Regions from separate parts of the Homo sapiens genome. Here regions 1 and 2 are each linked to region 3. The links are chromatin contacts, found by Hi-C or POLR2A ChIA-PET in ENCODE. All regions are on one chromosome and are shown on one strand. The core of a region is the stretch at or near the end of the contact, and the rest is flanking DNA. Distances in the headings are between cores, read along the strand shown. Region 1 has its middle 100 kb from the start of LINC02834. Region 2 has its middle 94 kb from the start of LINC02834. Region 3 overlaps LINC02834 (long intergenic non-protein coding RNA 2834).

The links. Hi-C counts contacts between places; a loop is a spot of excess contacts on that map. ChIA-PET counts read pairs that join two places held with the same protein, here RNA polymerase II (POLR2A). Pooled maps may share reads with other maps.
Region 1: POLR2A ChIA-PET joins it to region 3 with 19 read pairs in activated CD4-positive, alpha-beta T cell. The contact joins two enhancer-like sites. POLR2A ChIA-PET finds 5 or more read pairs at or near these places in 4 of 52 experiments (Caco-2, OCI-LY7, activated CD4-positive, alpha-beta T cell and 1 more).
Region 2: a loop to region 3 is called in a pooled map of right cardiac atrium, with 1.8 times the contacts of the local background. The contact joins two enhancer-like sites. A Hi-C loop is called at or near these places in 1 of 37 single-sample maps with no recorded cell type and 1 of 50 pooled maps. POLR2A ChIA-PET finds 5 or more read pairs at or near these places in 2 of 52 experiments (BJ and OCI-LY7).

What each region holds. Positions count from the first base shown.
Region 1 is chr9:86,806,077-86,810,502 of GRCh38, reverse strand. No RefSeq gene overlaps it. Among named protein-coding and RNA genes, the nearest start is that of LINC02834, 100 kb to the right of the region's middle. Within about 2 kb of position 2,767, at least 6 of the 41 ENCODE cell types and tissues checked have a DNase peak (open chromatin) inside an H3K27ac peak, as active enhancers do.
Region 2 is chr9:86,612,526-86,616,628 of GRCh38, reverse strand. No RefSeq gene overlaps it. Among named protein-coding and RNA genes, the nearest start is that of LINC02834, 94 kb to the left of the region's middle. RefSeq lists an enhancer at 648-1,149. Within about 2 kb of position 1,313, at least 4 of the 41 ENCODE cell types and tissues checked have a DNase peak (open chromatin) inside an H3K27ac peak, as active enhancers do.
Region 3 is chr9:86,698,640-86,702,591 of GRCh38, reverse strand. The region is part of intron 2 of LINC02834 (long intergenic non-protein coding RNA 2834); the gene reads left to right. Among named protein-coding and RNA genes, the nearest start is that of LINC02834, 7.7 kb to the left of the region's middle. Within about 2 kb of position 1,816, at least 4 of the 41 ENCODE cell types and tissues checked have a DNase peak (open chromatin) inside an H3K27ac peak, as active enhancers do.

The sequences.
Region 1 (4,426 bases), core at 1,518-4,017, 110 kb before region 3:
CTCTGATCCTCCTCTCCATGATCTCAGCTGGCACTGCCCCACTGCCAGGGGCTGGCCCCCAGAATTCCACCCTGGGCATCCTGACCCCAGAATTGTTCTTCTTCTCCACACTATTTCACCCCACCCTCCATCCCCAGGGAACCCCCCTTACACACTGTCTTCATCCTCAATCCCAAGGTTGTATTCCCTATTGTCACTAGGTCTTATAATCTGTTAAAACCAAATCCCAAGTCATTAGCCACCAAAAAAAGAGAGGAGAGAGGCAGCGACCCACTCATTCCAAAGCAGCAGACAAAGGAAAGAAGCAACTCCCCACCACAGGGACATTGTTGTTTCCATGGCAACCCCGGTTAAACACTGACATCCTTCTACATGTACATTATCTCATTTAGCCTTTCAAATCGACTCAGGAGGCAGATACTATTCTTCTCCATTCATTTCCAGGTGAGGAAACTGAGACTGAGAGAAGGTGCCAGCAACAGCCTGTGAGTGGCTGGAACTGGAAGCTAGGTCTTTTGTCTCCATGGGCTCTGCAGGCTCTTGACCCCGCTCCATTCCGACACCATCTGATTCCCATTCCAGCTGCCGCCCTAGCAAAGTCATCTCAAACGCTGTTAAAGGGAAATGTCTAAGTGCCAGAGTTTACAAAAAGCAAAATCCATCGGCTGATCAATTTTTCTTGGCAACTTCCCTGTGGGAGTCAGACTCCTTTCGTTGGACAACTGAGTGTTTATTACAGGACCCCACGAAGATCAGCGGCTCAGGCGCATTTGCGACTCAGCTGTCTGTAGCATCCTTGCATGGCCTCTTTATGACAACCAAGTCCCCTTGCAGCTGCTCCCAAGGCTATGGCAGGGTCAGAAAAAGAAACTCAAGGCTATCCTTTGCTGGTGACAATTTTCCCCCTCTTTTAAAAAACAGTCATAAATCTTCAGACATTCCTAAGACTCTCTCCTATTTTGAATTTTGGGGCAGTTGCGGATGAAAGCCGTGTGAGTTTCAGACATTTACACTTAGATATCTTGTGTTCTTTAACACGACAGGGTGCATTGATGGAAGGAAAGGTAATGTCCACAAAAATGCCTTGGGCAAGATGTCAGAAAACGTCAATCAAAAAGGTAAATGATGGCCAGGTGTGGTGGCTCATGCCTGTAATGCCAGCAGTATGGGAGGCAGAGGCAGAAGGATTGCTTGAGGCCAGAAGTTTGAGGCTGCAGCGAGCTGTGATCATACCACTGCATTCCAGCCTGGGAAAGATCGTGAGATTGTGTCTCAAAAGAAAAAAAAAAGGAAAATGATAAAGATAATAATAACAGTAATAAAAAATAGCTAACATTCATTCAGCACTTACTATATGCTAACCACTATTCTAAGCATTTTATACGTATTAACTTATCTGTTCTCCAAACAATACTATGAATCAGATACTAATTCTTATGGTCGTACTTTTCAGACAAAGAAACTGAGACAACAAAAGGTTAAAATAACTCGTCCAAGGGTCACAAAACTACCAAGAGACAAATCTAAGATCCAGCTCATGTAGGCTGGATCCATTAAGCATTTAAATGCTAGGATAGGCCGGGTGTAGTGATTTGTGCCTGTAATCCCTTTGGGAGGCCACGGCGGGCAAATCACTCGAGGGCAGATCACTTCGAGACCAGCCTGACCAACATGGTGAAACCCCATCTCTACTAAAAATGCAAAAATCAGCTGGGCGTGGTGGTGGGTGCCTGTAATCCCAGCTACTCGGGAGGCTGAGGCAGGAAAATTGCATGAACCTGGGAAGCAGAGGTTGCCGTGAGCCAAGATCACACCACTGCACTCCAGCTTGGGCGACAAAGCTAGACTCCGTCTCAGAGAAAAAAAAAAAAAAGCTAAGATATTCTGAGAAGATTATAGCTAAAAACTGTAATTATTTAGCTACTGGGGAAAGCCATAGCTATTACTGAAGAAAATATCTAACATATTAGTTATTACAATAGTACCACATAACTAGGAAATGGAGAGTAATTGCTTATAATAGATCAGATACACAGAACTGATGCCTACATTTCACAGCCAACATGCATCGTGAAGCCCATGCAGCGCTGCCTCGTGCCTGTAACCTCAGATTCCTTACCATGAGCAGAAAGCTCAGTGGGTCCCTGGGCTAGGATTCAGGAACATTCTCTTATGAAGGGCAGGTGTTTTCCGATAACCTTGAAATCTGGTGAAAACTCCATGGATGTCTGATTTAATTTGTGTTTGCATAAACCTCACCCCAGATTGAAATTCCTGCAGGCCCGTGAAGAAAGTGGTGTTCAGTGATCCTCTGTGCCAGCCCAGAATGCCTAACAGAAGTCTGAGAAAAGGCCAATAACAGTCTTTTTGGGAGGGGGAAGAAAAAAAAAACAGAATTAGCAAATCAGACAGGCAAAGGGACGGGTAGGTGTGCCGGTTTGCAAAATCATTCGGGTGCAATGAGCCCAGCCTCCCTTCCCCCAGTGTATAGAGCTTCAGAAGTATCCTGCTAATGCTTGTAAATCTTCAAATCTTCCTGAATGTCAAGTTAAAAAATATCATTTCCTACTCTCCCTGTCCCGTGTCTGTCCAGCGTTGAATGCTCTAGCAGAGATAATGCAGCAACTTGGGCCTACTGCTCCGGAGAGCTGAACTGCAGCTTCATAAACCTGCCATGTGAATCCATGATGTCATCTGTTCCCTCCGAGTTTGGGCTCCTGAGCCCCAGACCACCCACGCTGGCAGCCTATTCTCTCCCTGCGTCGTCAGGGAGAGACCTGCCTTTATAAATGATTCGAGGTCGAAACGGAGAACGTAGCTTGAATTGTTATACAAAAATGCTGCCAAAGACAGCGATAAGCATTTGGACGTGTCGATGTGGTGATTTTTTTCTCATTTGAACTCTGAAATTCTCTCTAACAGACGGTGGAAAGGCTGAGAGACAGAGTGAGGCGAGGGAGGTTTCAGAAACAGGCCTGAGAATCTGTAACAGACAGTAAGCAAGAGGGAAAAAGAAGTAAAATGTTGGAAGCCTTTGAAATATTGGGGGGTTCAGTAATTAGATCAACATTTTAGATTCACATTTAGATGACATTTTCCCCCCACTCTTGGTTTGAAGAAGAAAATTGTCCTGGGGGAGGGCGGTGTCTGTATTGCATTTTTCAAAACAATTTGCAGCTATAAGGAAACTAGGGCATTTGATTATTTTTGCCTAATCTTTAACTGAAAAGAAGAAAGAAGCTCATTTGAGACCACAGAGTGTGAAGAGCACCATGAAGGCCCATGTACGAAGTATCCATGCTCCCATCTGCCCCTGCGATGCAACTGAGGCCCTGGACAGTGTGAGCCTTGAACAGTGACGGAGCTTGTCTGCTTTTTTCCCATGGGGGAGCAGACGTGAAATATAGGGGCAAGGAGGGAATATAATCAGATTCTAAATTTATAACACTGAAGACATGCTTGATGGAAATAAATTAACACAGAAAGTAAAAAGCCAGTTCCGTGATGTCTCTACTAAGGGAATAAGTCATGCCAAGTTTGGGGACATATCACCTCTAGCCCATGCATGCCTTTAGCAGTCTGGTGAAGCTTATGGGTAACTTCTCAAAATAGTGTTTTTATATGAATTTAGCAAAAATACATAGGATAACCTGGGCAATCAATTATATCAAAATGCATCTGTCAAAATATTATTAAAACACTCAATATATATTTTAGTATGTGTGCTTCTTTATTGACTCTTTAAATAACAAGATCTGGTGCTGAGTTAATTACTACTATAATTCCAAAGTACTGAAGAGCAAAAACCAATGTTTTCAGATATTTGTAGCAATTGTATAGGTTATGAAAAGATCTGAGATTTCTGTTGGTGACAAAGTCACAGGTAGTGCTCTTACAGTTGTTGCTGGTCACATATAATTGAAGGAAATGCTGAATTTCAGCTAGAGGTCAAAAGTAGAGATATATATGTTTTTTCTCAGTCAAGTTCATGGATGCCCCTGTTATGAGCCCCTATCCTAAGAAAGATGGATCCAGGCTGCCCAGTCAGGCTTGGTGATGAAGATTGGAGCACTGTAGAGGAGAGGAGGGTCAGTTTAGTCTAGTGAAGTGTGTGATCTCCTATTTGTCTTTTAAATCTTTTTCTAAATAAAAAGTTTGAAAGAATTGTTTCCCCCAAAACTCCCTGAGATACTGGGGCACAAGAAACTATTCTCTGAGGCCTCTCTGACAAATTGTAAAACAAATGCATGTTCTCCTTCTCTTTGGGGTAGAACATCCGCAGGGAGCTCTGATGAGAGAAGGCTGTGGTGCCAGGGGAAGACCATGGCCTGGCAATCCCTCATCAAAGTTTTAGCAGTGCATGGCCAAAACGGCAGTATCCAGTAGAAATGGAATAGGCAGAAGGAACAAAAGGAAATGGAAAAAA
Region 2 (4,103 bases), core at 64-2,563, 85 kb after region 3:
AGGGGAAAGACCACGTGAAGACATAAGAAAAAGACAGCCATCTGCAATCCAAGGGCAGAGACCAGGAGAAACCAGCTCTGCCGTCACCTTGATCTTGGACTTCTGGCCTCCAGAATTGTTAGAAAATAATTTTTTGGGACAGGCGCAGCGGCTCACGCCTGAATCCTAACACTTTGAGAGGCCAAGGCGGGCAGATCACTTGAAGTCAGGAGTTCAAAACCAGCCTGGCCAACATGGTGAAACCCTGTCTCTACTAAAAATACAAAAAATTAGCCAGGCATGGTGGCAGATGCCTGTAATCCCAGCGACTCGGGAGGCTGAGGTAGGAGAATCACTTGAACCTGGGAGGTGGAAGTTGCAGCAAGCCGAGGTCATGCCACTACACTCCAGCCTGAGCGACAGAGCAAGACTCTGTCTCAAAAAATAATAATAAATAATAATAATAATAATTTTTTTGTTGCTTAAGCCACCCAGTCTGTAGTACTTTATTCTGGCAGCCTCAGCAAGCTAATAGACTCTACTCTCTAAAGCCCATCTTTGCATGGCAAAATGGAAATAATAATAGTATCTCTCTCAGAGAATTGTTGGGAGAATCAACTGCAATACTGTGTATGTTACACCTAGAACATTGTCTAACACATAAGTCATACAAAGGAGCAATGAAAAAGATAGTGATGATGACGATGCTACCTCCTTACCTAAAATTCTTCATTGGCTCCACATTGCCCAAAAAAAGAAAGTCCAAACTTATTAGCACGCTCCACGGCACTAAATGACCCAGACAGTGCATGCCCCTCAGCTCACCTCTTGCATGTGCTACAGCCATTCCAAACTGCTTAGAGTTTCCAGAGCACCTGCTGTCCCATTGTCCCAGGCTTTCTGATGCCTCCCTTTCTTCCTAACAGCCTTTTCCTACAGCATTGCTTACTCTCATCTTCAGAACAACTGCTCAGCTAGGATGTCATCTCCTCAAGGATCTCTCTGTGCTCACTTCTGCCCCCTGCTGAAATAAGAGCCCACAACACCCTGTCATTAATTTTATTTTACCACCTATCACTCTGTATGATAGTTGCATATGTCCTATCAGACTTTTCCAAAGGACCTTCTATTCCTTCAGCGATTACGCCTGATTCATTATTGAATCCCCAGTGTAGATCCTAACATGTGCCATGAACTAACTCATGAAATATTTGTGGAAGGAATGAATGATTCTGACCCTATGTCATCAGCCATGCTTTCAGTGGGGGCCTTGCCTGCTCGTTCCCACAGCACACTCAATGAGAATCTCACAAGGCATGACAATGCATGCTCAGGTGCCAGAATTCAGGACTAAGTCTCTGGTAGATAACTGTGTGTTTCAAAATCATTGCAAGAGGATACAAAGGAATGTATTATATTTGACAGGAAAAACCCTGGTGTGCAAACAATACATCTATGTAAGCTGCAAAAGAATGATTGTAAGCTTTTTTGAAAAAGAGGATGAGATGTGTTCAGTAACTCTGAGGAATTTGTTATTTACAAGCACGTTGCTGGTATTTTGGCCATCAGGCATTTCTCTCAAATGAAATGCCAAGAATGTGCCTGAGAACAACAGATGCCTTTCATTTGGAGGCCCAGCTCTGCTCCTGACAGAAAGTGTGTCCCCATAAGGTACACCCTGCTTGCCCCAAACATGCTGGCCCAGAAGGCATTACCCGTCCCCCCCTCTCATTTCCTCCGTGCTAGCAGTACCAGCCCCTGTGAGGAAGACTCAGAGGTCAGTCGACACCCAGCCATTCCCCCACATACATGCTGACTAAACTATCCTGAGTAAACCAGTCGAGGCCTTATAGCCCCCCAAAACATTTGCATGATGATGTTACTTTTTAAATTCAGTATCAGCCTGGGTGTGGTAGCTCATGCCTGTAATCCCAGCACTTTGGGAGGACGAGGTGGGAGGATCACTTGAGGTCAGGAGCTCGAGACCAGCCTGACCAACATGGCAAAACCCTGTCTTTACTAAAAATACAAAAATTAGCTGGGCGTGGTGGTGCATGCCTGTAATCCCACCTACTCGGGAGGCTGAGGCAGGAGAATCATTTGAACCTGGAAGACAGAGGTTGCAGTGAGCCAAGATTGCACCACTGCACTCCAGCCTGGGTTACAGAGTAAGACTCTGTGTCTAAATAAATAAATAAATAAATTCAGCATCAGGAATTTTGAACTGACGGGCTTTCTCTCACTGATATGTTTCCATTTATGTCTTAATTGCCAAGACTTTGAGACTCGCATTGAATATCTAATCACAATGACTATGTTAGCCGATGCCTTAGGTCTGTTTCCTTCCTCACTTCTGTATGATATTGAATTGTCCAGTTTTACTCTAATTATGCTGGCAGAGGGCATGGGTCTGGGCTCTGAAGTCAGACTACCTAGGTTTGGATCCCGGCTCTGCCCCTCATCAGCCGTGTAAACTTGGGGAAGCTAATTAACCTTTCTGTGCCTCAGTCTCCTTATCTGTAAAATGGGGACAGTTAAATGAGTTAATACACATAAACAGAAAACACAGATATGAAGATATAGAAACGTATGTAAAAAATAGAACAGTGACTGGTACAAAGTCATTGCTACGGCAGAATTTTTTATATGTAGTTATTAATATAAGTTGCTTGAATATCTTTGGGAAGCAGTTTAAGTATAAATTATAAATATATGATAATATTAGTAAAACATATTTGCTTTAGGAATGTATAGCTTGTAATTTTTCTGATTGGTACAGAGTCATTGCTACAACAGAATTTTTTTATATATAGTTATTAATATAAATTGCTTCAAATATCTTTGGGAAGCAGTTTGAGTATAAATTGTAAATATATGATATTAGTAAAACATATTTGCTCTAGGAATGCTTAGCCTGTAATTTTTCTTTTTGATAACACAATTGACAGAACAAATTTGATTCAGGACCTCATGGTGTATGCACACACACATACACACACACACAAACACACACGCTGTATTTACCTTGAAAACAAAACTACAGCAATATTCTAATCCTAAATGTGAGTTTTTTGTATTTGGAATTCTGTGATTTGAATTGCTGCAAAATCTATGTCTACTGGACCACTGCCACTTCTTACATTTTACTGTGTTTGAATAATTTGGGTCTCAAAGGAGAATCATGGTTTAAAAAGCCAAATAAAGAGAATAATGTGTTAATAAGCTTATCTTTATTGGAGGGGTAGCCCTTTAAACTAAACATGAGCTCAGACATCAGACCGTGCTGGCAAAAGGTCACAGATCCTGATGTCTATTTTAAAAACTACTTTCCATACCTACCTACCTGGCAACAAAAATGTCAAAACAGTTCACAGACAATTAAAAACTTTTTTTGTTCTGGAAGTGTTTGATTCAAATTTCATTTCAGGGATAATGTACTATCTGGCTCTGGAGGCCTTGCCCAGGGAAACAGTGGTGAATGTGATGAGCCCAGGTTCTCCTTAGAGAAATGAGCCACCAAGAGGGTGGCCTTGGCAGGTAAATAGGTAATTATCATGCTGTGTGGAATCTCACCTTCTTGTGCTGGAAGCAAGAGAAAAGATACGTGAGCTCAGGTAGGATACCTAACTTCAAGCCACAATACACATTTCCAATATTAGCTACGGTTTGCAGAGAACTCACATTTCATGCTGTATCTGCCAGTCACAGAAACCTAGGTGAGAACAAAAACAAACCTATTAGCCACTTTTAAATGGCTGAGTTCATATTTTCAGTGAAAACACTTGGGATTGGCAATGACCACTAAATCACCTATTGCTCTGCTTCCCCCACAACTCTCAAAACATTTTTACACCCTTGGTGCTCATACCTTTGTTTACATTGTTTTCATTATGACTACTGATCGAGTAAGAAATATTTATTGAGCACCAACTCTTTGTGGTAGAAATTATAGCATATCCAGAAGTAAAGCCATAGCAAACTTAGCTTTTGCAAGACTTAAGATACTAAATACTATACTTTAAAAAAAAAGTGTAGGATGATACAAACAGAAGCACTCAGGTCTACAATTCAGACTTACCCAGCATGCACTGGCATGGGGGTAAGGTTTGAAATGACCCATGAAA
Region 3 (3,952 bases), core at 567-3,066:
TATTTGGTCACGGAAAACATAAAGCCCCGTTTAATTTGTGTGTTTTTACACGAATTGTACTCCTTAAACATATAATTCTGTAATTTGCTTCTTGTTTATGTTACAATACTCATGAAGTGGTTTCCACCTGAGTGTAGACAGGACTACCTTGTTCTGGAGTATGAATGCATCATCACCTTTTCATCAGGCTAATGTGCATCATTTTATTCTACTGAGCATCTTTAAAAATGCCTCCTTGCGCACACATGGAAGTGTATGCTGAAGTAAATCATGCATAATGAACTTGCTGGGTCATGGATATGAATTCTTTAAATTTTAGCAAATACCAAATTGTCGCAAGTGACTACCCCAGTTAATGCCAGCAGTTCATAAGTATTTCCTCTTCTCATGAGAAGATTCTTTCTCATATCTACCATTACAAACTTTTGCAGCCAGATGGGTAAAAAAAAATGGCATCTCATATTTGTGTGATCCTGATTACTGGGAATGTTGAGTACCTCTTCACATGTTACTTCTTTTGATTTCAGTTTACATATGGTACCCACTCAGGTATACTGGGTATGGTCTCAGAAGGTCTGATTCAAATCCTATCTCTGGTATTTACTGGCTGGGTTAAGTCACTGAATCCCTTTGTCCACAGTTTTCTCAGCTATAAAAGGACAATAAAGATACCCGTTCTGCCTCAGTAACAAAAATTGATTGCGTACTTCCTGGGCACTGTTCTAGGGCAAGATTGTGAAGGGTTATGTAACTGTATCAGGCAGAGTGAGATTAGAGGAGAAGAATCACTACAGTGATATAAAATAAGGGATTTGTTATGAGAATTTGACCTTACACAATGATAGGTGATGATTAAACAGTCTGTGTAAGGCTGTAAGGCTGTTGTGTCTGTGTTGGCTCTAAAGTCAGCAGGGCAGGCACCTGGGAAAGAAAGACGGAATTGAAGTGGGGGAGAGTGGGACAAAAGTGGATCCCATGGCAATGAGCTTGAACCCATGAGGATGGACTGAAATCCATATTGGTTTCTCCAAACATCCCATTAAAGGATGTGATTCTGGCACCTTTCTCATCACAGAACAAAATCTACACTTGGCCCAGGAATTGGAGAAGCTACCAACAAGGTGCTTCTGCACCCCCGAATGTCACTTCTACCTCTCACTTCTTGTGGTGCAAGCCAACCTGGAACCATGCAGGTAGAGAATTCTGGGAAATGTAGTTTCACCTCGGCCAAGTGCCCACACTACAAATCCATCAGAGCAACTTCAGGAAATTATAACAAATGTGAAACATGCAAGTTGCAGATCCATTATGGAAATGTATGATCTGTGCACATACTGTTCATTCCATTTGACAGGCTGCATCTATATACACTTGTCCATGAGGAGTGAGATCAAGGGAGAGTGGTGATCCATTTTCTATGCATTAGGAGGCCAAAAGAAAACAAGATTTTATGAGGGGAGAGACTGACAACATATGCTGAAATAAAATCTGGGGATCTATAGGCTGCTTCACAGGGAAACAGAAGAAAGCTGAACCTACTTCCCTTTTCTATAGATTCCAGCCACACGTGAGCGCCTGGAGAATCCAACCGTGTGGATTTCCTGATGGCCAAGTGAAGTACATCTTTGTCTTTTGAAACAGTCCAGTTTTACAGGAAAGAATTAAAAAATGAGGATCATATTAGCACTACACTAATTATGAACTGGAATGTGTCAGCCAAGAATGAATTACAAGCTGGCCAGAGCCTGCAAACTCTAGCTGGATAAAGTTCAGACATGCAGCTGTGAGCCCTCCTGGAAGCTGGCCACCATTTATTACGGTGGCGCCTGGCAACAGGCTCGTCGTTAAGGGTCTGTCAGCCTTTCCATTAGAAGCTCCATCTTTTCAGGATTCTCCAGCTCTCCCCTTTTAAATCACATAAAGTAGAAACTTCTACATAGCTCGTCAAAAATGAGGACATTTTGTTGTGTTGTGGTTATTGTTGTTCTTGTTGTTGTTGTTGTTGTTAGATTCTGAGAAACTTAAATCTGGTTCTGCCTTTTACTGTACAATTAAAAAGAAAAACCAAAATAGCCAAAGTTAATAGACAGATTGTCAGTTTGGTTCCAATTTTTCCTACAGAAATAAACTTCTTTTTCTTTTCCCTTTCTGAAACCATCCTGAGAAAGGAAAATATACTCACTACAGACGAAGTGTTCTGCCTAAAAGATTAAATCTGTCTTGAAGTAAGTCCAAAGATAGCTAACGGTGGGGAAAGTTAGCTGTCCATTTCTTGTTGTGAGATTGTGAGCTTGATAACATAATACAAATTAAGGAACAGTTTTATGCTTAAGAAGCATTCTTCCACTGAAAAACTCACACTAGCAATATTGCATTAAACAATAGAACTTTTATCGTTTCTTGGCCTTTTGGCTAAGAACAAGTGTAGTAACAATAGAACTTACTCATAAGTGGGTGATAAAAATGGGTGGACATGGACACAGAGAGTGGAATGATAGGACAGGTAGGGTGAAGGGTGGGAGCAGGATAGATAATGAGAAATTACTAAGCAGGTATAATGTACATCATTCAGGTGATGGATACCCTAAAAGCCCTGACTTGGCCACTATGCTGTTACAAAACTGTGCTTTGTACCCCATAAACGTATACAAATTTTTAAAAAATAGAACTTGCAGTAATTCCTCAGCTCTGATTGTAAGATACAATATGGTTTCAATAACAACTATTCAGAAAAAATAAGAAGAAAAAAAGAAAAATGGAAGGAGGGAGGGAAAGGAAGAAAATTACCTCCATAAACGTACTCACTGGTGTTAAGATGCATCCCAATTTCAGAAGAAAATACACACACACACACACACACACACACACACGGTGGAGAAATGTCCTCCTACATATAACTCATTCTCATTTGCAAAACACTTTCAACCAAATTTTGCCAAATCATTCTTCTCTGCCCTAGATGAAATACCGGGAAGATTCCATAGTAAAGTGCCAAGCTGTTATCTAATTTAAAATTTCTCACCTGGCCTTGCTTGGGCAAGAACCAGCTTGGAAACCTGCAGGAGTGGATGGGGTGTGATGAGCCTCTCTGTGATTTTTTTTTTTTAATCTGGCTCTTTCTCTTCTCCTCCTTCCCTCCCTCTGCTGACTCTGGCTTCTCCGTGTTTCAAATGAGATGAGGATTTGGAGAAAAAGGTATCATAGACCTTTTACATAGAGAGTAAGTCATCTTATAGCTAGTTCACCAGACTGGCTTACCTTGGGAGCACCCAAACATGCCTGCTGTCTGCGATGTTTTTAAAGAAGTACATTTAGCCAACATTTGTGGTAATTCACCAAGAGAGGTCTGGTAGACTTCCACTCTAGACTTCCAGGTTATGCTGTGGGTTTGTCTGGTACCTTAGGAAACTCATGGAAGGAAAACAGAGTTCTCCCATAAACATGTGGTTAAATCTGAGAGATGACCATATGATAGCCTCCCCCCGCCATACCTGACCCTTTTCAGACACAAGGTGACTAGTATTTCCTTGTTCAGGGCAGCATGTAGGGCATTCACTGATAAAACTGTAGCAAGGGATGTTGCTTCTTCCAGTCTTCAGTTAGTAACACCCCTACTAGCAACTTGGTATACCAGACAGTTGTGTCATGGCCAGTACCACAGACTATACCACAGCCTTCAATGTGCAGAAAGGCATGAGGCTGCCAAGTGGGAGAATCAGTGGGAAAGATGAAAAATTGTAGGCTGGTTGTATGTGAAATATATGTAGAAAACAGAGCTGAGAAATCTTGCAATATAGAGAGTAGTGTGAATATATATATTGCAATATAGAGAGTAGTGTGAATATAGAGAGTATAGTAGTAGTATAGTTTTTGTTACAAAGGTTTCCTGCGTGTTATATATATAGCATAAACCTACAACAATTTATTTCATTCTTTGGTAAGTAAATATATT